2 separate regions of the Homo sapiens genome follow, and region 1 is linked to region 2. A link is an interaction called in ENCODE POLR2A ChIA-PET data of the cell type or tissue named here. Cell type or tissue: Panc1. All regions are shown on one strand. Links, peaks and the distances in the headings refer to the core of each region. The heading gives the core; the rest is flanking DNA. Region 1 has its middle 38 kb from the start of RNF135. Region 2 has its middle 35 kb from the start of MIR4733.

Region 1 (12,508 bases), core at 2,461-10,460, 51 kb after region 2:
TCAAAGATGACAATACAGTTTTCGGCCCAAAGCCATAATGAAAATGATTTTTTTGACAAAAATTTAAAAGGTGGAACTAAAAATGTTAGACAAAAATGACACTTCACATGTTAGACATATTGGAATACAGTAGATTTCCTGTGGACAGCTGAAAATAGTACAACAAAACAGTGTTAAGTGTTGGTGACTGGAGAAATTTTGCATGTTGGTATCAATGCTAATTTTTTTAAGATACTAATTTGCCAAGGTTCAAGGACAGACAAATCACCTATCAGTTCCCCAATTCTATGATTCTGTGATCTATCACCTTCAAATAATAAAGGAAGACCAAAACTTAAGGGTTATGTTTCAAACAAACTTGGTAAGTTAGGGTATTAAATCTATTTGACTATATTGTTCTTGAAGCTGAGTGTTATGCATAGTATTTCAATAACACCTAACCATTTATAAATGTGTTCAATGGAAGAATGTTTTTACCTCCACCCTCAATTCATGAAGTATTTCCTCCTGGGAAGTATTTACTCCATCTTGTTACTTCCGCTCTACTACTTAAACATATAAATTTATGTTTATAAGCAAAAACAAAAAATCACATTTCTATACTTTCCCTTTGGGTGTTATTAAACTAGTTGAAGAATTAAATCTCTCTGCTGGTTTCTTGCTTTTTTAAAAAATTAAAATAAAAAGAATTAAAAATTAGTCAGGCACAGTGGCTCATGCCTGTAATCCCAGCACTTTGGGAGGCTGAGGCGAAAGGATCACTTGAGCCCAGGAGTTTGAGACCAGCCTGGGCAACACAGTAAGACCCCACCTCTACAAAAAAAATTTAAAAGTTAGCCAAGGGTGGTGGCATACGTCTGTAGTCTCAGCTACTCAGGAGGCTGAGGTGGGAGGATCGCTTGAGCCTGGGAGGCTGAGGCTGCAGTAAGCCACGATCATGCCACTGCACTACATCCTGGTTGACAAAGCAAGACCGTATCTCAGGGGGGAAAAAAAATTAAGGATTAAGAAAAACATCTGACAAAGGACTAATATCCAGAATCTACAAAGTATGCAAACAAATCAGCAAGAAAAAAAAAACAAACAATTCCATCAAAAAGTGGGTTAAAGACATGAATAGACAATTCTCAAAAGAAGATATACCAACCAAGATAGGCCAACAAGCTTATGGAAAAATGCTCAACATCACTAAGTATCAGGGAAATGCAAATCAGAACTACAATGCGATGCCACCTCACTCCTGCAAGAATGGCCATAATCAAAAAATAAAAAACAAACAAACAGATGTTGGCATGGATGCAGTGAAAAGGGAACACTTTTACACTGCTGGTGGTAATGTAAACTAGTACAACCACTACGGAAAACAGTGTGGAGATTCCTTAAAGAACTAAAAGTAGATCTACCATTTGATCCAGCAATCCCACTACTGGGTACCTACCCAGAGGAAAAGAAGTCATTATACAAAAAAGATTCTTGCACACGCATGTTTATAGCAGCACAATTTGCAATTGCAAAAATATGGAACCAGCCCAAATACTTATCAGTCAATGAGTGGATAAAGAAAATGTGGTATGTATACACACACACACAAACATACACACACACATATATACACATATATATACACCATGGAATACTATTCAGCCATAAAAAGAAATAATAGCATTCACAGCAACCTGGATAAAATCGGAGACTATTATTCTAAGTGAAGTAACTCAAGAATGAAAAACCTAACATTGTATGTTCTCAGTCACATGGGGGAGCTAAGCTATGAGGATGCAAAGGCATAAGAATGATACACTGGACTATAGGGACTGTGGGAAAGGGTAGGGGTAGTGAGGGATAAAAGACTACACACTGGGTACTGTGTACACTGCTTGGGTGATGGGTCCACCAAAATCTCAGAAATCACCACTAAAGTACTTATTCACGTAATCAAACACCATCTGTTCCCTCAAAATCTACTGAAATAAAAAAATAAAAGAAAACCTTTTTCCATACAAAATGTGGCTTCCAGATCCTTAATTAAGTAGGAAAGTCACAGCCTTTTATGTTTCCTTTCTGTTAAATAACACAATAAACAAAAATACAAGTTCAATATCTTAATTTAAAAAATAGGTTTCAACTTAACCTGATCATATTATTCTACAAAAATTTAATTGAGAACCAAGTTACTCTAATGTGGCCAAAAGCTATCAGGTTTCCTGAAGTTAGTGAGACATCTAGTGGTAAATACAAAGTGGCTAGAGAACTTTGCATTTAAAAAATTTCTTGGCTGGGTGTGGTGGCTCACGCCTGTAATCCCAGCATTTTGGGAGGCCGAGGCTGGCGGATCACGAGATCAGGAGATAGAGGCCATCCTGGCTAACACGGTGAAACCCCATCTCTACTGAAAATACAAAAAATTAGCCGGGCGTGGCGCCATGCACCTGTAGTACCAGCAACTCGGGAGGCTGAGGCAGGAGAATCGCTAGAACCCAGGAGGCACAGGTTGCAGTGAGCTGAGATCGCCCCATTGCACTCCAGCCAAGAGCGAAACTCCATCTCAAATAAATAAATAAATGTCATTATGGTGTATAGGCATACATAAAAACCTGTGTAATAGAATAAAGCTATCATTTTTAAGGCCTTGAATTAATAAAATATGTAGTGAAACAAGATTAAGACGCTAGCATATCTAAAGGGAAATTTTTAAAGTTAAACTTCCTTACATTATAGACAAGGTTAACCTCCTTATTGCCAAGGGCTTTGAAATTAATAATATGAGAAGCAGCATACAAAAACATTAAATTTATAAAAAGGTCTGAAATAAATGTTCTGGAGGAGTAATCTTATTCTACTTCTCTATACCTAAGAATTTAAAATATTAGAAATTACACTAAACTGCTTTTTGCAGCCTTTGGTTTTCAAAAACAATAATGGTCTAAAAATTACCCTAAAGTTTTTACTGTAAAGAATATTTTTCTATCCAAACCATTGTAAGAAAAGCCTGTATCTGACAGTCATATAGGTATAATATAGAAATTATACACTTTATAATCAATTTGTTCTAGAAATATTAGTTGAAGTTGATGGTGTTACTATACACCCCATTTTAATGATCATATGTTAATGTGTCACAAAGAACAGAAGTAGCTTGATGGATGAAATTGGATTCTAACCCCCAATTGCCTGAGGAATCTAAAATTTGGGATCAAATTATTAAATTAGCCCCACCTTCTTAGCACTGACAAATACCAAACAGTTCACTGATTGTGGTTTTAAGAATAATATGTGGTGGCCAGGCGTGGTGGCTCACGCCTGTAATCCCAGCACTTTGGGAGGCCGAGGTGGGCGGATCACTAGATCGGGAGATGGAGATCACCCTGGCCAACATGGTGAAACCCCATCTCTACTAAAAATACAAAAAAAGCCGGGCATGGTGGCAGGCACCTGTAATCCCATCTACTTGGGAGGCTGAGGCAGGAGAATCGCTTGAACCCGGGAGGCGGAGGTTGCAGTGAGCCAAGATCGTGCCACTGCACTCCAGCCTGGGCAAAAAGAGTGAAACTGTGTCTCAAAAAAAAAAAAAAAAAAAGAATAATATGTGGAAAAGTCTAATATCAATTGTGGGCACTGATCTCATGGTTCAAATATTTCCTCTTCTTCAGAAAGAGAGAGTGTGTATGAGTGTGTGAGAGAGTGTGTGTGTGTGTGTGTGTCACCATGCAAGAAATGTTTATACCTTTCAGTAAAAGGGCAATTCCACAATAAGGTTATTACCAAGTAACTAAAGTTTATACAGCATCTTGAAATCAAAGATACTCTATAAATGTAAAATACTAACATGGTATTAACTTAAAGCAAAGAACAATAATTTTAAAACATCTTATAGCCCAAGTGTATTGTAAACCAAATATAAATTCACTGTGAGATCTGTCTTTTTTTAAGTGATTTTTTTTCCTCTATTAGGGAACCCAGGTCTAAACGAATTGTTAAACACTTAGTCTAAAGGTATGCCAAACATTTCTTAAGGTTTTTACAAAGAATCAACTTTTTTTAAAAAAACAAAATGAGGCCTAGGTTAAATATTTTATTTGGCTTCTCAAGATGGACTGAGAAGTTGGGCACCAGCTCCAGACCAATTCCTGGACGCACATCAAACACAGCCCTGTCATTTATCCTGTCAGTCAAAACAATCTTTTCCATCTAACCTTTAATGTTTATGTCCTAAAAAGCTGCTAATTAAATCCAGCTCTTGAGATCTATTTGCTAAAATATATCCCATCTAATTTGTAAATGATGAACAAAAATGAAAAAAAAAAAGTTCACTTTCCTGGCAAAACAGAAGACTCCACTGTAACCAAAGGAGGAAGGACAATGTTTTTAACATTTGTCAAATTTTAAGAGAAAACTATTCAGAGACAAATAGTTGTAAGAAACTCAGAGTACCTCAAACTGTTTTTACTATTAAGTGGACACAGGGTATTTAAAAAATCCTCAGAAAAACCTGAAACAAAATCACTCTATAAATGTAGTTCAATATTCCCTCTTCCCCTAAAATATAAGCATAATCTTTCCTCTTAACAAACTTTACTTATAAATTTTTATAATGTATCATAGGCAGTACGGAAACCACAGATAAACACTTTAAGATCTACTGAGTCATACTTAAAACCTCAACTCATTTTATCTGCAGAAAATCAAAATCCCTATTTTTTCCCTCATTTTCTCTATGTAGCCTTGAGGGAAGTAAATGGAAACAGCTTATTTCTGATGCTTTCTGCACACCTGGGATCGCATGTTCTTTCGATGATCACTGATTCCAGATAGCAACAGATAAACTCTAAAGCAACAAAGATCCCCTAAAAAGGTTTCCACTGACTTCTCCCAATATAAGGACATTGAATGGGGGGAAGTTGGGGGGAAATACAAGTATCCTCCAATCCAGGTTTTCCATTAAGAACCACTCAGTTAATGATTCCCTGCATTTTTCCTTAGGGAAAGCAAAACTTGTCATGAAGGTCATGTATTATTTAAATCGCAGCCAACAGACATTCAAGCTAAATTCTCAAATACCAAATTCACTGCAAGTTTTCATCTAGCTGTACTGGGATCTGACACACATGCATTCAACTACAAAATTAGCCCAAATAAATCTCAAAGTCTAGTGTGGGCAAACATAATTACAGTTTATTCGTACACGTGCACGCACACACAAATCCTCTACGGAAAATTATCTTTCTCACCACTCATCCGAATATAAACGTGGACAATTTATCAGGGGTAAATGGTGAAGGTAGGATAACGTCGTGATTTCAATTCCTTTTCAAACCAAATACAAGTTTTCCTAAAATGGGGGTGACATGTCCATGTAAGAATACCAAAAATGGCACTGTAAGCAAAAATGTACCTGTAATGTTAAAGATTTCATGCGCCTGGAATCATAAACACTTTGTAAGTGTAGTCTTCTATCTAGCAACCCCTCCGGACATTATTTTCCATTTAGAAAAAGGAAGGGGGAGGGTGGGGAGAGTAAGAGAAAGTTTGCTCTAAAGTTTGTATGAGCACATAGTTAGAAAAGTACCCCCTCCCCACCCCCGCCAAAAAGTGTGTTTTTAAAGCAGGTCTGGAGTTAGAAGTGACACAAGTTCTGCGGCCTACAAGGTACAACCCCAAACATGCCACCCTACAATCAGACACTTCCAAAACACAGTGTACAATGAGCCCGAGCCGTCGGATCAGACAGGCACACGGGAAAAGTCAACCTCAGTCTCCTCTCCTCAGAGAGACGTGAGTTTAAGGTGTGCGGCCCCGGCAGCGGTAGCCGGAGGCGGAGAGTAAGGATTTTGCACGCGGGCATAAGTAGGTGTGCAAGGTAACAACCCGGGAACACACACGCACACACTTCCGTTAAGCGCTCCATCTTTAAGGAGTAAACACTCCTTAAAGTTGCGCGCAGTCAGCAACCGGATTCAATAATCCTCGCCACGAGAGCTCTTCATCCCCTTCACGATCCCACCTGGGCGGTAGCCCAGGGGCTCCTCCCCGAGCCCCGAGAGGCAGCATCGGGCTCCTTGACCAAGACTTTCGGACCTGAAATCCGCCTGCGATGCGAACCGATGTAACCTCCCCTCCACAAAAGACCACCCCCCCTCCCCAAGTCATCCTCGGCTTTTTAAAGAATGTCCAAACCGGAGCGAGTGGTTTTCCAATTACTCTCCCTGAACTAGGCCTTCCCATTCCTCCAACCCCCAACTCACCATTGATCGCGATCCTGGCCCTTCCCAAGTCAACAGGCACCCCCCGCCAGCTCGCCCACCCGGCGGCTGCCCAGCCCGGCCCGGCGCTCCCCCTCACCTGTCAGGTGCAGCTTGACGGGCCCGTTCCTCCGGCTTCCGGGGTTGGACATGTCCCCAGCGGCGGAGGCGGCGGGCAGGACGGGGACAGGGGCGACGGCGAGGCGCGGCGGAGTCACCACAGCGTCAGGGGCTGAGGCCCGAGCTTTTGGCGCTGCAACCGCCACGGCCGGAGGGTCCCGGACGTGCCGAGCGTAGTCGTCCTGAGCCGCGGAGGACGCGGGACGCCGAGCTCCCCGCTCCTCCCACTTCTCTTTCCTTGGTCTGGGCTGCACAACTAGGCGGCAGCCGGCCGCCCGCGCCTCCGCAGCATCCTCGCGGCCTCTGCGGCCTTTCCCTCCTCTCGTCTGGGCTAGGCCCAGTAGTCGACGGCGCTGGTCGGCTGAGGCAGGCGGTGCTCCGGCGGCGCCGGAGCAGGACTCTCGGCTTCTCCTCCTCCACCCGCCCTTTTGTCTGAGGGACCCGGGATTTTGCTTTTCCCTTATAGAAATGGTGGAGTCAGTGAAGAAATTAGCAGGGATGGATGTGGAGCTGACAGCTGAAGAAAGAAACCTCCTATCTGTTACATATAAGAATGTGATTGGAGCTAGAAGAGCCTCCTGGAGAATAATCAGCAGCCTTGAACAGAAAGAAGGAACAAGGGAGGAGAAGACAAGCTAAAAATGATTCGGAAATACCGGCAAATGGTGAGACTGTTGTACAACAGTCCCCCCTTATCCGCAGTTTGAGTTACCAGTGGTACAGTACAATAAGATATTTTTAGAGAAAAGAGACTACGTTCATGTAACTTCTATTAGAGTATGTTATAATTGTTCTGGTATTAATCTTTTTCTGTGCCTAGTTTATAAATTAAACTTTACCATGAGTATGTATGTACAGAACAAAACATAGTATATATAAAGTTTGGTGTTGTCCATGGTTTCAGCGTATCCACTGGGGGGGGTCTCAGAATGGATCCCTCTCAGATAAAAGGGAACTATCGTATTTTCAAGAAAAATGATGATGATGTGTTTTGGGTTAAATTTGTCCCATTCTTCTTTTTATTGAAAGACTAAGGTTTTTTTTTTTTTTTTTCTAATCCAATATCGTTGTTTTTAATCTCTGGGTTTTATACAACAGAAATTATCTGGGGGAAGGAAGCTCTTGTTACCTGAATATGTCCTAATTTTTGTCTCTTATTTTTATGGTTTTAGAAAATGTCTCTGAAAAGGGAGGCTTGTTTCTGTTGAGTGTCTGGCTTAGTTCTCAGGCTTATGTCTGTCAGTAATTTGGCCATAGTTGTTGGCATTCGAGGTCACAGCCTAGTGCTCACATGACTGTATATGTAGTACACATTTTATATCTTGGTAGAGTTGTGTCTTTTGCTCACGTGGATTAGGCTATAGAATATTCCACGGCAGAGGCGAATAACTTTTTCTCCTGGAAGCTGCAGTAGTGGGCAAAAAAGTGAGACCCTGTCCCTAAAAATAAAGTTGTAAAGCTTGGCCGGGTGCAGTGGCTCACGCCTGTAATCCCAGCACTTTGGGAGGCCAAGGCGGGTGGATCACAAGGTCAGGAGATCGAGACCATCCTGGCTAACACGGTGAAACCCCGTCTCCACTAAAAAAAAAAAAAAAAAAAAAAAAAAAAAAATTCTCCAGGCGTGGTGGTGGGCGCCTGTAGTCCCAGCTACTCCGGAGGCTGAGGCAGGAGAATGGCGTGAGCCCGGGAGGCGGAGCTTGCAGTGAGCCGAGATTGCGCCACTGCACTCCAGCCTGGGCAACACAGCGAGACTCCGTCTCAAAATAAATAAATAAATAAAAAAGTTGTAGGCTGGGATTGATGTTACCATTACTATGAAATATGTTGGGTCAAAGAATTTCGATGACCAATAGACAAGTTTTGTGTCCCAGAGGAATGAGGAAGTAAGAAAGTTCAAAGTGCTGAAGAAAGAAGTCCATGAGCTACACTGTGGGACTTGGGCTAGCTAGGAAATGGAAGCAGGAAGCAAAGAGAGCAACTGATAAATTGGGAGAAGATGTGAAAAGTTCAAGTCTGGATGTCTTAGGTGAGATATATGCATAAGAAAGAAAGAAAGAGGAGAGAGAGAGAGAGAGGGAGAGAGAGAGAGAGAAAAGAAGGAAAAGAAAGAGAAAGAAAGAGAAGAAAGGGAAAGAAAGAAAGAGAGGAAAGAAAGAGAAAGAAAGGAAAGAAAGAAAGAAAGAAAGAAAGAAAGAAAGAAAGAAAGAAAGAAAGAAAGAAAGAAAGGGAGAGAGTGTAGATGTCTTGATGAGTCCCTAAGTAGAAACACGAAGAGAAAAGGAACTAAAAGAGGAAGCCACGGCCAAGAGTGGAGCATTACAATGTTAAGACTTCTAGTATGGAGCAGCACAGTTAGGGGTATGGACAAGTGCAAGTCTTGGAGTAGAAAGCAAAGAACTCTGTTGAATGGAACGTGGCCACACCATACCTTGGTGTGATCTCAGGTTTTGGATAGGTTGGCTGTAGATAGTCATTGAATGTGGGAGAACAGCCTAGAGAGCTATTAATGACAGAAACTGACAAATAGAATGTAGAATATTAGCTTGTGAGGAGGAAGGGTTTGGAGTAACAGGAAAGTAGTCATTGAGTATGTGAGGAGCTAGGAGAACATGGAAATCTTTCTTCTCCTACAGCAGTCTCTATCTGAAAAACCATCAGGGAGATAGTTTATTCAGAAAATAGTTTTGCTTAGCTAAGATAAGGATGCAATTTCGGAAGAAAGAATGAAAGAATGTTTTACAGTGGAAAGCAGGTTCCAGGGCCATGAGAGGAACCTCGAAAGGTTCAACAGTAGTGCCATGAGTTCATAGAAAATAGGAAGCAAGCGGCCAGGCACAGTGGGTCACGCCTGTAAATCTCAGCACTATGGGAGGCCGAGGCAGGCGGATCACGGGGACAGGAGATAGTGACCATCCTGGCTAACATGGTGAAACTCTGTCTCTACTAAAAAAAAAAAAAAAAAAATTAGCCGGGCATGGTGGTGGTGCCTATAGTCCCAGCTACTCGGGAAGCTGAGGCAGGAGAATGGCGTGAACCCGGGAGGCGGAGGTTGCAGTGAGCTGAGATTGCGCCATTGCACTCCAGCCTGAGGGACAAAGCAAAACTCCATCTCAAAATAATAATAATAATAACATAAAATAAAATAAAAATAAGGCCAGCACAGTGGCTCACCCCTGTAATCCCAGCACTCTGGGAGGCCAAGGCGGGTGGATCACTTGAGGTCAGGAGTTCAAGACCAGCCTGGCCAACACTGGGAAACCTGGTCTCTACTAAAAATGTAAAAAATTAGCCAGGCATGATGGCACATGCCCATAATCCCAGCTACTCAGGAGGCTGAGGCAGGAGAATCACTTGAACCTGGGAGACGGAGGTTGCAGTGAGCCGAGATTGTGCCACTGCACTCCAGCCTGGGTGATAGAGCGAGACTGTCTCAAAAACAAAACAAAACAAAATAGTATTTGAGAGAGAAGCAAGGGACAGATAGATATAACTATTTTAGAGGTTTCCTCAAGCCTAACAAGATGGTGGCTTCCTGCTTAGCAGGTGGTCTTCCAGGAACCCAAAGCCCCGGACCCAATAGTGGGTTCAACAGAACTATCCAGCAGCTGCTTCACCAGAGTGTGTGAGGTGGAAGAGAAGAGAGAAGGACAGAAGCAGCCCATGGCACTGATGAGAACACTCCATTCTCCTCAACCCCCAGGAAAAAAAAACACTTGAGAGACAAGGCCTGATAGAAAACAAATTTTTGAGAACAATGTCCCCAGATAGCGCAGAAAGCTGCCAAAGGAGTTCCTCGTGCTCTCCTATGAAGCAGTGTGTCTCCGCTATAGACTGAATGTTTGTGTTCTCCCAAAATTCATGTACTGAAATCCTAACTCCCAATATGACAGTCCTGGGAGGTGATTGGGTCATGAAGATAGAGCCTTCATGAATGAGATTAGTGACCTTATAAAAGGGACTGTAATCCTAGCACTTTGGGAGGCTGAGTTGGGTGGATCACCAGAGGTCAGGAGTTCAAGACCAGCCTAGCCTAGCCAACATGGTGAAACCCCGTCTGTACTAATAAATACAAAAATTAGCTGGGTATGGTGGCAGGCACCTATAATCCCAGCTACTCAAGAGGCTGAGGCAGGAAGAATTGCTTGAACCTGGGAGGCAGAGGTTGCAGTGAGCCCAGGTCACACCACTTCACCCCAGCCTGGGTGATAGAGCAAGACTCTGTCTCAAAAAAAAAAAAAAAAAAAAAAAAACGGCGGGGGAACTCCTGAGAGCTCCCTCACTAGACACCAAATCTGCCAGCACCTTGATTTTGGACTTCCCAGCCTCCAGAACTATGAGAAATAAATTTGCTTTCTTTTCTTTTTTCATTTTTTTCCTTTCTTTTTCTTTTCTTTTCTTTTCTCTTTTCCCCCCTGTCTCTCTCTCTCTCTCTCTTGCTCTCTCTCTTCCTCCCTCCTCTCTCTCTCTCTCTCTCTCTTTCTTTTAGATGGCCTTGCTCTGTCACCCAGGCTGGGGTGCAGTGGCATGATCACAGCTCACTGCAGCCTTGACCTCCTGGGCCCATGCAGTCCTCCAGCCTTAGCCTCCAGAGTATCTGGGACTGCAGGCACATGCCATCACACTCAGCTAATATAAAATGTTTTTGTGGAGACGGGATCTCATTTAGTTGTCCAGGCTGGTCTCAAACTCCTGGGCTCAAGTGATCCTCCTGCTTTGGCCTCCCAAAGTGCTGGGATTGCAGGAGTGAGTCGCCATACCCAGCTGAGAAATAAATTTCTGTTTTTTGTAAGCCACCCAGTCTATGGGAGTCTGTTATAGTAGCCCGAATGGACTAAGATAGCCCCAAGGAAAGTCTTTCTGGCTTGGTCCATAGGCAGATGATTTCCTCGCCCCCACAGTGCAGACCCCAGTGAGAGGTCCTTCATCCACTGGCATTTCAGCTTTAGTTATTCTCCTTTGGAGATTTTGTGTTTTGTTTGAAGGAAGGACACTATATTCTACAGTGTCCTGGAAGAGATATGCTGACACAAAGTGCAAGCCAAAAGCAAAGCAATCAAAAGTGATAGCCTTCTTTCCTTTCCTATGTTTCTGATTCTAGTGCTCTGGCTCCAGTCTGGGGACATCATGTGGCAGGCAGATAAAACCAACACTCACAGAGGCCTCATTGCAATACATACTGTCTGAGAGGACAATATTTAACCAAAAAACCTCAAGAGGCTGAAACCCTTCACTCCAAACTCTGAATCTTGGCTCAAAAGGCAAATATCAAATTAACTCTGGGTTAGAAGATAAAAGCTCCATGATGCAGAAAGTGAGGGCCTATAGCTTCTTTTTACTTATTTATTTATTTATTTATTTATTTATTTATTTATTTTTGAGACAGAATCTCGCTCTGTCACCCAGGATGGAGTGCAGTTGCGTGATCTCGGCTCACTGCAACCTCCACTTCCCAGGTTCAAGCGATTCTCCTGCCCCAGCCTCCCAAGTAGCTGGGACTACAGGTGCCCGCCACCATGCCCAGCTAATTTTATTATTTTTAGTAGAGACAGGGTTTCACCATATTGGCCTGGATGGTCTCGAACTCCTTACCTTGTGATCCGCCCGCCTCGGCCTCCCAAAGTGCCGGGATTACAGACATGAGCCACCACGCCTAGCCTTATTTATTTATTTTTGAGACAGAGTCTTGATGTATCACCCAGGCTGGAGTACAGTGGCAAGATCATGGCTCACTGCAACCTCCGCCTCCCAGGCTCAAGTGGTTCTCCTGCCTCAGCCTCCAAATAGCTGGGATTACAGGTGTGTGCTACTACGCCCAGCTAATTTTTATATTTTTAGTAGAGACGAGGTTTCACCATGTTAACTAGGCTGATCTCGAACTCCTGACCTCAGGTGATCTGTCCACCTCAGACTCCATAAGTGCTGAGATTACAGGCGTGAGCCACCACACCCGGCCACCCATAGCTTCTTAGTGGTCACTTGGCACAAACAAGGAAGCCTTGTCACTGCTTAGACAACTCAAGGCCACTTAAGGACAACCACCAAAATCAAAAAGAAAGGGTACCTCATGACTTTAGGGCTAGCTGTGTCCCATCAAAGTGGAAGGCCAGGTCCTGGCCTTAGCATAGGACCTTATCGGAGAGTAACGAGGG
Region 2 (12,508 bases), core at 2,627-10,626:
CTCACCCCAATTTTATTCAAAACTTCAAAATAAATGTGATATGACTAAAAACATATTAAAACAATGGTCATCTTAGAATATGCCTATCCAGACTACACAAGCACCCTGAGAAATGTGAAATCTCTCCCTTGGCCCCCTCTCCACTCCCAGGCAGTTGCCAATCACCGCCTGGGTTTAATGATCTTCAACAGAATGTGCTCTAAATTGTCGAGTTTCCTGGCCAGAGCTGGCTCTTTGGGTGTAAGCTCCCAAAACTGGTGACCATTTCTATCTAATTCTGTTTGTGTTTCATCCAGAATAGCAGCTTGTCATATAAGCACTTAAGTCTGATTCCTGATACAGATTTCTTGGCAAATATTGGGTATGGTTAAGAGACCTTGTTCTGGAGTCATGCCACACACAGGACAGCTACCTTTCATGGCCTCTGCGGCAATCACATTAGGACCAGGTTGACGTGGTTCTGGCCATTTGACAGGGGTAGATGTGATGTATGTCACTTACAAGCCTGTTCCCAAAGTGTCCCACACTATCTTCCACACTAGTTGGGCAATCACATAGAAAAGATCTAGGAGAGAACTTCAAGAAGGCTCTGGAGGGGGGTTATGGAGCTACAAGATAGAAAGTGCGTGGATCCCTGAGTCACAGCTAGAAGGAGATTGCCCGAGAGGGCTGCCCAACTCACATTCACTGTGAGGTGAGGGAGAAATGAATCCTTATTGCATTAAGCCACACAGATTTGGGGATTCTTTGCTACAGTAGCTAGTGTTAATTAACCTAATACATTTTAAAAGTTCTTAGAATATAATAAGCCTAAGAAAAAGTTAGTTTTTATTAGCTTATTATTTGTTCCATCCACTAACATTTATTGTGTATTGCAGGTAATGCTGCATATGTTTCCCACAACACTTTAGAAGGTGGGTACCCAGGCCTTGCTCTCTCTCACCAGAGGGCCTTTATCTATGTTTTCTCTGGCTTACCTATTCCTTCCTCCCCTCTCCACATAGTCAACCACTACTCATCATTAAGACCAAAGCTCAGGTATGCTCCTACTCATCAAAACCCTCCCTAACTCTCTAGACTAGATCAGTGTTCCCTATTACATGATCTCATAAATCCCTAAACATCTCCTGCAGGGTACTTAAGACAGTTTGTCATTACATGACTATGTAATTCTTTTTTTTTGACACGTAGTCTTGCTCTGTTGCCAGACTGGAGTGCAGTGGCAAAATCTCAGCTCACAGCAACCTCCGGCTCCCTGGTTCAAGCTATTCTTCTGCCTCAGCCTCCTGAGTAGCTGGGATTACAGGCATGCACCACCATGCCCAGCTAATTTTTGTATTTTTATTAGTAGAGACAAGGTTCCACCATGTTGGCCAGGATGATCTCAATCTCCTGACCTCGTGATCTGCCCACCTAGGCCTCCCAAAGTGCTGGGATTACAGGTGTGAGCCACCATGCCCAGCCGACTGTGTAATTATTTGGTAAGCATCTCCCTTCCTCAACACAGAGTAAGCACCAAGACAGCAGGGGCCATCCTAGTTGATTCACTGTGATATTCCCTGTGCTTAGCCTGACGCCAGACACACAAGATGAGCTCAAAAAGTATTTGAGTATATGGTGTATCTGGGCAGGATAGGTTTCACAGGTTTTCTGCTTCTTGGTGAGGTCAACCGTCAGTGTTGGATCTGGTCTTTATCTTTGCAAGTTTAGAAACTTAATTTTTCATGGAAGGCCAGCACCTGGAACAGGATTCCTAATAACTACACTTAGAGGATGTCTACTTCCTGACTGTGAGGTCCCTGGGAAAGTAAATTAGTGAGTATTCAGAAGCCCATTTGATGACAAAAGAAAGAGCTTGGTTTTGAGAGGAATTCACTTCTTTTAGGCTGGAAAATTAACCTTGTTTTCTTTTAGTGCATATTTCTTCTACATACAGCTTTCTTTTCACCATTAGAGACCACTGAAATCATCCTTAGTAAGGTCATGGCATATAATAGGAGCTCAATAAGCATCTGAATACATATCTGTGGGTCTTATTTGTTGAATGACTGACACGTGGCCTTATGCTTTGGCTCTCCATTTCTAGACCCCAATTAGTGATTGCCTTTTGTTACAGCATCAGTTGTCCTTGAATCTCTACCATGGAAGTTTGAAAAGAACTAGTGAATATGAGCCAGACCTACAAGATTATAAATTCCTTGAAGTTAAGAATCATTATCAAGGCCAGGAGCGGTGGCTCACGCCTGTAATCCCAGCACTTTGGGAGGCTGAGGCGGGTGGATCACCTGAGGTCAGGAGTTCAAGACCATTTAGTAACTCCATTTTACAGACGAGGAAATGAAACCCAGCAATGATAAAAGACCAGGTGAAAGGTCACCCAGCTAGTAAGTGGCAGAGGCAAGAGGTGAACTGAAGCCTGTCTCACTACGGAGCCCGTATTCTCATGCGCTGTGTGTAGTGCATTCCAGACTGCATTCATCTTGGTATCCCTACAACACCTAAAAAATCAGCATTATATTATGCCTCCCAAACATGTCTATATAGTCAATTGTTGGTTGCAAGCAGCAGAAAACCACTCCGATTATCGTAAGCAGAAAAGAGACTAAGAGGCCACTTTGAATTAAATAGTTTCAAGTTTCTATGAGGCTTCAAAATATGTAAGAAGCAACAAACATTATTAGAAGGTGAAGAATGACGATAGGGATAAGCTGTACAGTATGGGGACTATGATTGATAATAATGTACTGTATATTTGAAATTTGCCATCAAACACACACACACAGAGAGAGAAAGAGAGAGAGAGAGAGAGAGAGAGAGAGAGAGAGAGAGAGAACTATATGGGCCAAAAACCAATAGAGACAGGGGCCCAAGGAGCAGAATACAAGATAATCATCTTTGAGCAGGAAAAAACCTACCAGCATGCCTTGGCCAGATCCTTCCAATGCACATGGATTCTTTTTTTTTTTTTTTTGAGATGGAGTCTTGCCCTGTCACCCAGGCTGGGGTGCAGTGGCGCAATCTCAGCTCACTGTAGCCTCTGCCTCCTGGGTTCCAGAGATTCTCCTGCCTCAGCCTCCTGGGTAGCTGGGATTACAGGCTCATGCCACCATGCCCAGTTAATTTTTGTATTTTTAGTAGAGACAGGGTTTCACCTTGTTGGCCGGGATGGTCTCGAACTCCTGACCTCAGGTGATCTGCCAGCCTCGGCCTCCCAGAGTGCTGGGATTACAGGCGTGAGCCACCACACCCAGCCAATGCACATGGATTCTAGCTTTCCATTCATCTTTGCCTCACACCACACTTTTATTCACAATATAAAGTCTAGGGTGAGAGCATCTGATTGGCCAGCCTGTCATTGGCCTCTGTGCTAACTAAAAGCGTGCTGGGGAAGAGGTTAGTCTCTAGACCTTCCTACTTCCCTAGAGGGAGGGGTAGCTTGCTGTGACTGACAGAGTGGGAATTTCCCCCAAATAGAGGGAGGGCATGGATGCTAGGCTGCCACAAACATTGACAAATGTCCATCACAACAGGGATGCATTAACTCAGGCCTACAACAATCCCTGAAACACAATTTATGTCACGTTCTAGTCCCCTTACTGATATTAGAGAAACCCCAGAAGCACGATTCCAAGTCATCATTTAGCATAGTTTATGCACATGATTCATTTTCATTTTTATTTTAGAAGGTGGCATTTTCTGACCCCCCCCTTGAAGATGCACCCTCTGAGGAGCCTGCAGCCTCCTGCACCTGATGAAAGTGGCCCACTCATGAAAACGCCCAGGCTCCCAGTTGGGGAGAACCATCTCCACCTGAGGGGGGTCCAGATCCAGTGAGAAGAATTGCTTTTTGATTGTTTTTAGATAAAGTGTCTTCAAATAGTGCAGCACTTGCACTTCCTGCCTCGATGGAATTTCAGCGCACCTGGCCTTCCTGCTGCTCACCTGCCCCATCTGTGTTTATCTTCTGCCTAAATCTTGTGAAGGCCAAATGGGTAACGTGAATGCAGCTGGGCCAGCTGTGGCTGGGGGCAGCAACAGCTCCATGTTTTGAGGCCAGATGGAGGCTGCTGTGGTCTAGGGGATGGAGGGGAGCCAGTGGCTGCTGTAGGCCTCCCTGTGCAGTGTGTGGAGCTGCAAGTAGAAGCAGGGCCCAACTGGGGGCGCCACTGGATGAAGCACACCACCCCATCCAAAAGCCTGCTCCTAATGTCCTCAATGAGCTCTCTTTGTTTCTGTTTCTTCTATATATATACCTATCAAATGTGTGTGTGTTTGTGTGTGTATGAAACAGAAAGAAACAAAGATTTCTTTACTCTTTTATCAAAGATATTCACTTGTCAGAGACACTAGAGCAGTGATTCTCAATCCAGGCTGCATATAAACATCAGCTGGGAAGCTTTTATAAATTAAAGCAACTATAAAATAGTTGCAGAGAGCCATGGAGACCTGTAGTGTAGGTGTCTTACAGGCATTTTCAAGTTTTTCTGAGGCTTCAAAATATTTTATATATATTTTATATAGTTTGAGGCCTCGTAAAAACTTGAAAATGCCTGTAAGACACCTAGACTATACGGGCCTCCATGGCTCCGTGCAAAACATGACCAAGCTCAAAAAGACAAGCAAGGTCAGAAGACACCACAGATTTGGCAACAGCCCGTGATCCTTGGGTTCATCTCTAGTCAGAGTGGCTCCTTAAAGTGACACTGGCACTTTTGTGAAACGCTTTCCTGCAGGTTCCTGAGCACACTAATGGAAGCTCTCTCTGAGAATTATGCACGAGAGTGTCATTGTAGAACTCTTTTTAACACATCCACCACAGGTATAATGAAACACAGGCTACATACTGATAAAATGGAAGGACCAAATGAAACAAGCCTATTCATATGCACTTGTGTGTCTCTTTGCATCTGTGGTTTTCAGACTTTGGTGTGCATCAGAATCTCCTACAGGACTTGTTAAACACAGATTGCTGGGCCACACGCTGAGTTTCAGATTCAGTAGGTCTGAGATGAGGCCCCAGGAGTTGCAGCAAGTACTCAGGTCATGCTACTGTGTCACCTGAGGCCCATTTGTGACAGTCTGTCTGTTCTGTGTAATAAAAAAGTTCACATTTGCCTTTTCTCTATGTCTGATATGAGGCTGGCCTGTCTTACATTGGACATCTCTGGGGAGATACCAGGAAAAGGACAGACAAAGCGGAACTGCCTGAAATGATATTCATTAATCTGGATTCTGAGTAGCTAAACTGAAACTTGATTGTGCTCTTACCCCCAGCTCCTCCTGGGCCTGGAACAAAGACAGGCTACATGTGAGGCAGCAGGCATTGGAAGGAGGAGGACTGGGTTAGGGTTAGTTTTAGGGCAAGTGAGTTACCTCCATCCTCACCACCCAGCTATGTAGTAATGAATTAGCCTCTTCTAGATGGTCTGCAGTCTATTACATTGTTATAAAAGTTTGGCTTATATAAGTGTCTAAAAATGTTTTATCATAAAAAATGTTAAACACCTGGAAACTTAGAAAGAATAGTGCAATGAATACCTATATGTACCCAGGAACAAAATTCAATTATTAAAATTTTACCTGTTTGTTTCCTTTTGAGACAAAGTCACATTTTCACCCAGGCTGAACTGCAGTGGCACAATCTCGGCTCACTGCAACCTCTGCCTCCTGGGTTAAAGCAATTCTCATGCCTCAAACCTCCCGAGTAGCTGGGATTACAGGTGTGCGCCATCATGCCGGGCTAATTTTTGTATTTTTTTTTTTTAGTGCAAACAGGGTTTCTCCATGTTGGCCAGGCTGTTCTCGAACTCATGGCCTCAAGTGATCCACCCACCTCAGCCTCCCAAATTGCTGGGATTACAGGCGGGAGCCATCACCCCCAGCCAGTTTGTTTCATTTACATATCATCTATAAGTTTTGCTGACATCATCTCCAAAAAAGCAAGGACGTCTTCTACACAATCACAATGTCATTATCACCTAAATGTTAACAGTATTCCCCAATGTTGTCTTATACCATTTCTTCCTTTTATCCCCAAAATGTCTTTTATGGCTATTGTTTCTTTGAGTCATATACAGAACTTAAGCAATGTCAGGGCTAGGATGAGATGAGTTAAAAAGGCCCCAGAAAACTCAGTAATCAAGAGTAATAATATTGTAATGCAATATTTCAAAAAGTCAAATGAGCTACCTATGCCTGTAGGCCAGCTGCATGTTTTTGCAGGAAAAGTTTTACGGGGCTGGGATTAGCATGAGATGAATGAGGCAGGGTTGTACAAATGTAGGCTCTTTAAACTTCTGATATTTTGTTCACCATGGGTTTTTATATTAATTTTGATTTTGAAAATATTGCATTAAAATTGTATTGCTCTTGATCAATGAGTTTTTGGGCATTCTCTTAAATTTTGCACTTAAGTGCCTCACTCACCTCACCTTAGTAGTGCCAGCCTGACTCTTAATGCTCCGTTCATCTCCACTTCATTCACAACTTTGACTTTTTCGATTCTTTTATTCAGTATTTATGGAGCACACAGCCAGCCGGACAAAATGCTCTGCAGATTAAATTAGAACCCCTGATATAAGAAGGAAATGTTCTAATATCGAACATGACCATATAATGCACAGAAGAAGCAACAAATGACACAGAACAAGAACAGGGAAAGAAGACAGGGACATTTCCCTCATCCATGCCTGGCTCAGGCTCAGGATCTTACTGATCCCCTGCTGATGAAAGACTGGAAATTAAGAACAGAAAAAAGCCCACCCATGACTCCTCTTAGCTCCTACTTCCTCATTTTTCTGCTCCCTTCATGGCCAAACTTCTCTAAAGAATACAACTTAGACTTGTTTCCAGAGACCACACCAGTTGTCTTCCGGTCTGCCCCAGACTCTGAGCTTGCAGACTTCTCTCCTCATGGTGTCACAAAACTTCTTCGTTGATCTCCTGTATTCCCCCCAAAATGGAACCTAAAGCCTTAATAAGATTCAAGTTAAACATTTTGGGGATGATTACCTTAGAAGTGACATGGTGTGCCTCGTGTTGCATCACCTGGAGAGGTATGTGGTGTGTGATTGTCCTGGATTTGTACAGTTTTAATTCCATCAGTTCTGAGTCTATGTGGCTTGGATTCTGAGAAGGAACATTCTATTGACTGTACTATCAAGGCAGAGGGAACTGAAGACTCAGATGAGAACATCATCATACTGTGGAATTTCTAATAGGTAAGAACATTTTGTTTTGTTTCGTTTTGTTTGTTTTTGTTTTTGAGACGGAGTCTCGCTCCGTTGCCAGGCTGGAGTGCAGTGGCACGATCTCGGCTCACTGCAACCTCTGTCTCCTGGGTTCAAGCAATTCCCCTGCCTCAGCCTCCCCAGTAGCTGGGACTACAGGCACGGCCACCATGCTCAGCTAATTTTTGTATTTTTAGTAGAGAAGAGGTTTCACCATGTTGGCCAGGATGGTCTCCATCTCTTGACCTCGTGATCCACCCACCTCGGCCTCCCAAAGTGTTGGGATCACAGGCGTGAGCCACGGCGCCCGGCTGGTAAGAACATTTCTTATTCATTTTATGGAACAATGTGGACGTCTTCCACAAAATTAGTTTACATGTTGAAAACCCTCACGAATTGAACGTCATTTATAAAAGTTATTTATTAAAATGTTTATAATGTAGTTTCCTTATTAAAATAAACTTTTTATTTTGAAATAATTTTAGATTAACAGAAAAGTTGCATGATAGTAAAGAGTCCCATATATTCATTCAGTTGTGAAGCTGGAGTGCAGTGGCCCGATCGTGGCTCATTGCAACCTTGAACTCCTGGGCTCAAGCCATGCTCCCACCTCAGCCTAGTGAGTAGCTGGGACTACAGGCAAGCGCCACATGCCCAGCCGATTTTTAAACTTTTCTGTAGAGATGAGATCTCACTATGTTGCCCTGGCTGCTCTCAAACTCCTGGCCTCAAGCGATCCTCCTGTCTTGGCCTCCCAAAATGCTAGGATTACAGGCATGAGCCACCACACTCAGCCCCATATACTGTTTTCTTTCTTTTACTTTTCTTTTCTTTTCTTTCTTTTTTTTTTTTTTTTTTGAGGAGGAGTCTCACTCTGTTGCCCAGGATGGTGCAATGGCGCAATCTCTGCTCACTGCAACTTCTGCCTCCTGGGTTCAAGTGATTCTCCTGCCTCAGCCTCCTGAGTAGCTGGGATTACAGGCACGTACCACTGCACACAGCTAATTTTTGTATTTTAGCAGAGATGGGGTTTTACCATGTTCCCCAGGCTGGTTTTGAACTCCTGACCTCAAGCAATCCATCCACCTTGGCCTCCCAAAGTGCTGGGATTACAGGCATGAGCCACCATGCCCAGCCTTTTTTTGTTTTCTTTTTTTTCTTTTTTCTGAGACAGAGTCTTGCTGTGTTCCTCAGGCTGGAGTCTGGTGGCACAATCTCTGCTCACTGCAACCTCTGCCTTCCAGGTTCAAGTGATCCTCCTGCCTCAGCCTCCGAGTAGCTGGGATTACAGGCGTGTACCACCATGCCCAGCTAATTTTTGAATTTTTAGTAGAAACGGGGCTTCACCATGTTGGCCAGGCTGGTCTCGAACTCCTGATCTCAAATGATCTGCCCACCTCAGCCTCCCAAAGTGCTGAGATTACAGGCATGAGCCACCATGCCTGACCCCCTTATACTTTGAACCCAGTTTGCCCTAATGTTAAAAATCTTATATAGCTATGACACATTTATCAAAATTAAGACATTAACATTGGTACAATGATATTAACTAAACTATAGATTGTATTCTTTTCCAGGATACCACATATCATTTAGTAACTTTCTCTCTTTCTTAAGGTTGTTGTGATTTTTCAAATTGTGGTAAAATATACATAACATAAAATTTACCATATTAACCATTTTTAAATGTGTGGTTCAGTGACATTAAGTACACTCACATTGTTGTGTAACCATCACCACCATCCATCTCCAGAACGTTTTTATCGTTCCAAACTGAAACTCTGAAACATTAGACAAGTTTCTTTTTAAGTATTAATTTTCAAACCTCCAGTACATTAAATTGAAATAATTTAGCCTGGGCCTGGCTTGGTGGCTCATGCCTATAATTCCAGCACTTTGGGAGGCTGAGATGGGTGGATCACTTCAGGCCAGGAGTTCGAGACTAGCCTGGCCAACATAGTAAAACCCCGTCACTACTAAAATACAAAACTTAGGTGGATGTGGTGGCACATGCCTGTAATCCCAGCTACTTGAGAGGCTGAGGCAGGAGAATTGCTTGAACCTGGGAGGCAGAGGTTGCAGTGAGCTAAGATCATGCCATTACAATCCAGCCTGGGTGACAGAGCAAGACTCTGTCTCAAAAACAAAAAAAAAAAGAAGAAGAAGAAGAAAGAAAAGAAATAATTTAGTTGAACATTCTTGGAGAAAGACTGCTCTCAGGTTATATCAGCTCCTGCTTTTTTCTGCCCTTATTCACATGCCCAGCTTGTATTACCTGCCTCAGTAGAACCTGGTCAAGCAAAAACAAATGCTGTCAGAGTGCCAGATCTATTTCCCTTTCTCCATGTAGCATTACCTTGATTTTGCTTTAGAGATTGCCCCTTACTTTTTGCTTGAAGCTTTAGGGGAATTGTCAGGCATGATGTCTTGTTCTCTGTGTGCCATGGTATGGCGGGTAACTCGAACTCTAGCTGGGTGTGTGAATAAGGGCAGAAAGGAGTCAGAGCTGAAACATCCTGATAATGACATCCTGAAGAACCAACCTTTAACTTCTGTGACTTCCTTCCCCAGAGCTACCCTGGTTCTCGTCCCTATTATTACAGCATTTTTTTAAAAAGACTCTTTCTCGCTCTGTATCTTTCCAATAAGTTCCACTCCCTACCCCCCTTAAGTTAGTCAGAGTCAGGCACAACCAAGAACCCTATTTGATATAGGAAATTATTTTAACACAAAGACCCTTGGAGTCAAATCAATTCCAGAAAAGCATTTAATAATTTATTCTACTCTGTCAACACCAAACTATTGCACAGTGAGAAAAGGCTGTGGTGGAATGATGTCTGGAAGCAGCCTCTCCACCTGAGGAGGGGTCTCTGAGCTCTGAGATTGATGACATAGGTTCTAGAAAAATACATAAAATTAAAAATAGAGAGAGATTCTGCCACATACATGCTCTCAGGCACTTTAGGAACCATATAAGCTGTTTCCTGCCCTTTTCTGGGTACCTTAGTAGAGGGCTGGGTGCGGTGGCTCACGCCTATAATCCCAGCACTTTAGGAGGCCGAGGCGGGCAGATCACGAGGTCAGGAGATTGAGACCATCCTGGCTAACACGGTGAAACCCCGTCTCTCCTAAAAATACAAAAAATTAGCTGGGCGTGGTGGCGGATGCCTGTAGTCCCAGCTACTCGGGAGGCTGAGGCAGGAGAATGGCATGAACCCGGGAGGTGGAATGTGCAGTGAGCCAAGATTGTGCCACTGCACTCCAGCCTGGGCGACAGAGTGAGACTCCGTCTCAAAAAAAAAAAAAAAAAAAAGTAGAGAGAGACTCTGCCACATACATGCTGTCAGGCATTTTAGGAGCCATGTAAGCTGTTTCCTGCCCTTTTCCGGGTACCTTTTGAAAGCCAACATTAGGATAGAAGCATAGAGGCTGTGCCACTAGAAAGATTCTGGTGAGAATCGTGGCTGCTTGTTGCACACGTAACCTAGGTAAGTTACCTGATCCCTGAACCTCAGTTTCCTCATCAGCAAAATGAAAGATGATGTCTCATAAAGCTGTGAGAGTGGAAGAGATCACGTTTGCTGAGCACCTGGAGTGTTGTAGGCATTCACCCTGGTTGTGCCTATTTTTCTCAGACCATTCTTTGCTACTGAAACGACTTCTGCAAAGAAGTTGGGGTGGCTTAGATATTGAACTGGCTTGTTTGGCAGGTTATGTTTGGTGCCTATGCATGAGAAACTGATTGGCCATTCATAGGACACTGAGCAGTTTGGAGACTCAGGACCTCCTGCATCCTCTGTGCTTGAATGTTTGCATGGTCAACAGTTCAGAAGTATGCACATCCTGCTGAGAGCTCCATAGCTCTGTAAGAAGGAAGGATTGGGTCTCTACACCAAATGCAAAGCCTGGCCTGGCACGGTGGCTATGCCTGTAATCCCAGCACTTTGGGAGGCCATGACAGCAGGGTCGCTTAAAGCCAGGAGTTACAGACTAGCCTGGGCAACATAGTGAGACCCCCCCCCCATTTCTACAAAAATAAAAATAAAAATTAGCTGAGTGTGGTGGTACATGCCTGTAGTCCCAGTTACTCTGGAGGCTGAGGTGGGAGAATAGCTTGAGCCTGGGAGGCCAAGGTTGCAGTGAGCCGTCATTGCACCACTGCCCTCTAGCCTGGGTGACAGAGCAAGACCCTGTCTCAAAAGCAAAACAAACACAAACAAACAAAAAACAAATGCAAAACCCCAGGAGCTCTCCCAAGACACTATCGGTCAGTTCTGTAAACAATCACTGGAGGTGCAGAGGAGCTGCCCATCTTCAAGGAGTTCTGTAGCCTCTGACATGGCTGTATGGGGTCAGTTCCCTGAATATAGGTTGCTTTTTCATATTTCTGCAAAGTAGGCCCCTTCTGCCTGGATACCCTTCCCATCTATAATGGCTTATTGAGTGCAGGGCCAGCATTGGAATTGTGCAATGTACAACCTGCACGACTGTAAATAGCAGCCTTGGGTAAGAGAATGGGCTACACAGTCAGGAAAAGCTGCATCTATTTCTCATTTCTGCTATTCATTCTTAGTGAAGAGGTGAGCAGGTTGACTTTATTTATTTATTTATTTATTATTAGTATTTTTTTGAGACAGTGTGTCACTCTGTCACCCAGGCTGGAGTGCAGTGATGCGAGCTTGGCTTAGTGCAACCTCTGCCTCCTGGGTTCAAGTGACTCTCCTTCTTCAGCCTCCTGAGTATCTGGGACTACAGGCATGTGCCACCATGCCCAGCTAATTTTTGTATTTTTAGTAGAGATGGGGTTTCACCATTTTGGTCAGGATGGTCTTGAATGCCTGACCTCAAGCGATACACCTGCCTTGGCCTCCCAAAGTGCTGGGATTACAGGCCTGAGTCACGTGCCCAGCCTATTTATTTATTTATTTGAGACAGGGTCTCGCTCTGTCACCCAGACTAGAGTGTAATGGCATGATCACAGCTCACTGCAGCCTCAACCTCCCGGGCTCAAGCCATCCTCCCACCTCAGCCTCCCAAGTAGCTAGGTCCACAAGTGCATGCTACCATATCCAGCTATTTTTTTTTCTTTTTGTAGAGACAGAGGACTCACTATGTTGCCCAAGCTGGCCTCAAACCCCTAAACTCAAGTGATCCTCCTGCCTCGGCTTCCCAAATCCTGGGATTATAGGTGTGAGCAGCCATGCCCCACCAAGGCGACCTTGCTAAATCTCACTTTCTTCATTTGTGAAGTTGGAATAATTACAGTAGTGACCTCTTAG

What was found. ChIA-PET counts read pairs that join two places held together with the same protein. Peaks named below come from ENCODE experiments on the same cell type or tissue, not always from the same donor. Only the 100,000 strongest peaks of a DNase experiment are listed, where the experiment ranks them.
Region 1: POLR2A ChIA-PET joins it to region 2 with 12 read pairs; 6 of 35 experiments call an interaction of 5 or more read pairs at or near these places.

What each region holds. Positions count from the first base shown.
Region 1 is chr17:31,002,635-31,015,142 of GRCh38, reverse strand. It overlaps the pseudogene LOC107984974. Among named protein-coding and RNA genes, the nearest start is that of RNF135, 38 kb to the right of the region's middle. RefSeq lists a silencer at 6,275-6,324 and an enhancer at 6,369-6,870. In Panc1, for the core only: no CTCF peak of the experiment used is centred there; no DNase peak of the experiment used is centred there; H3K4me3 peaks cover 1,385 bases; H3K27ac peaks cover 790 bases.
Region 2 is chr17:31,053,476-31,065,983 of GRCh38, reverse strand. It overlaps the pseudogene LOC646030. Among named protein-coding and RNA genes, the nearest start is that of MIR4733, 35 kb to the left of the region's middle. In Panc1, for the core only: no CTCF peak of the experiment used is centred there; no DNase peak of the experiment used is centred there.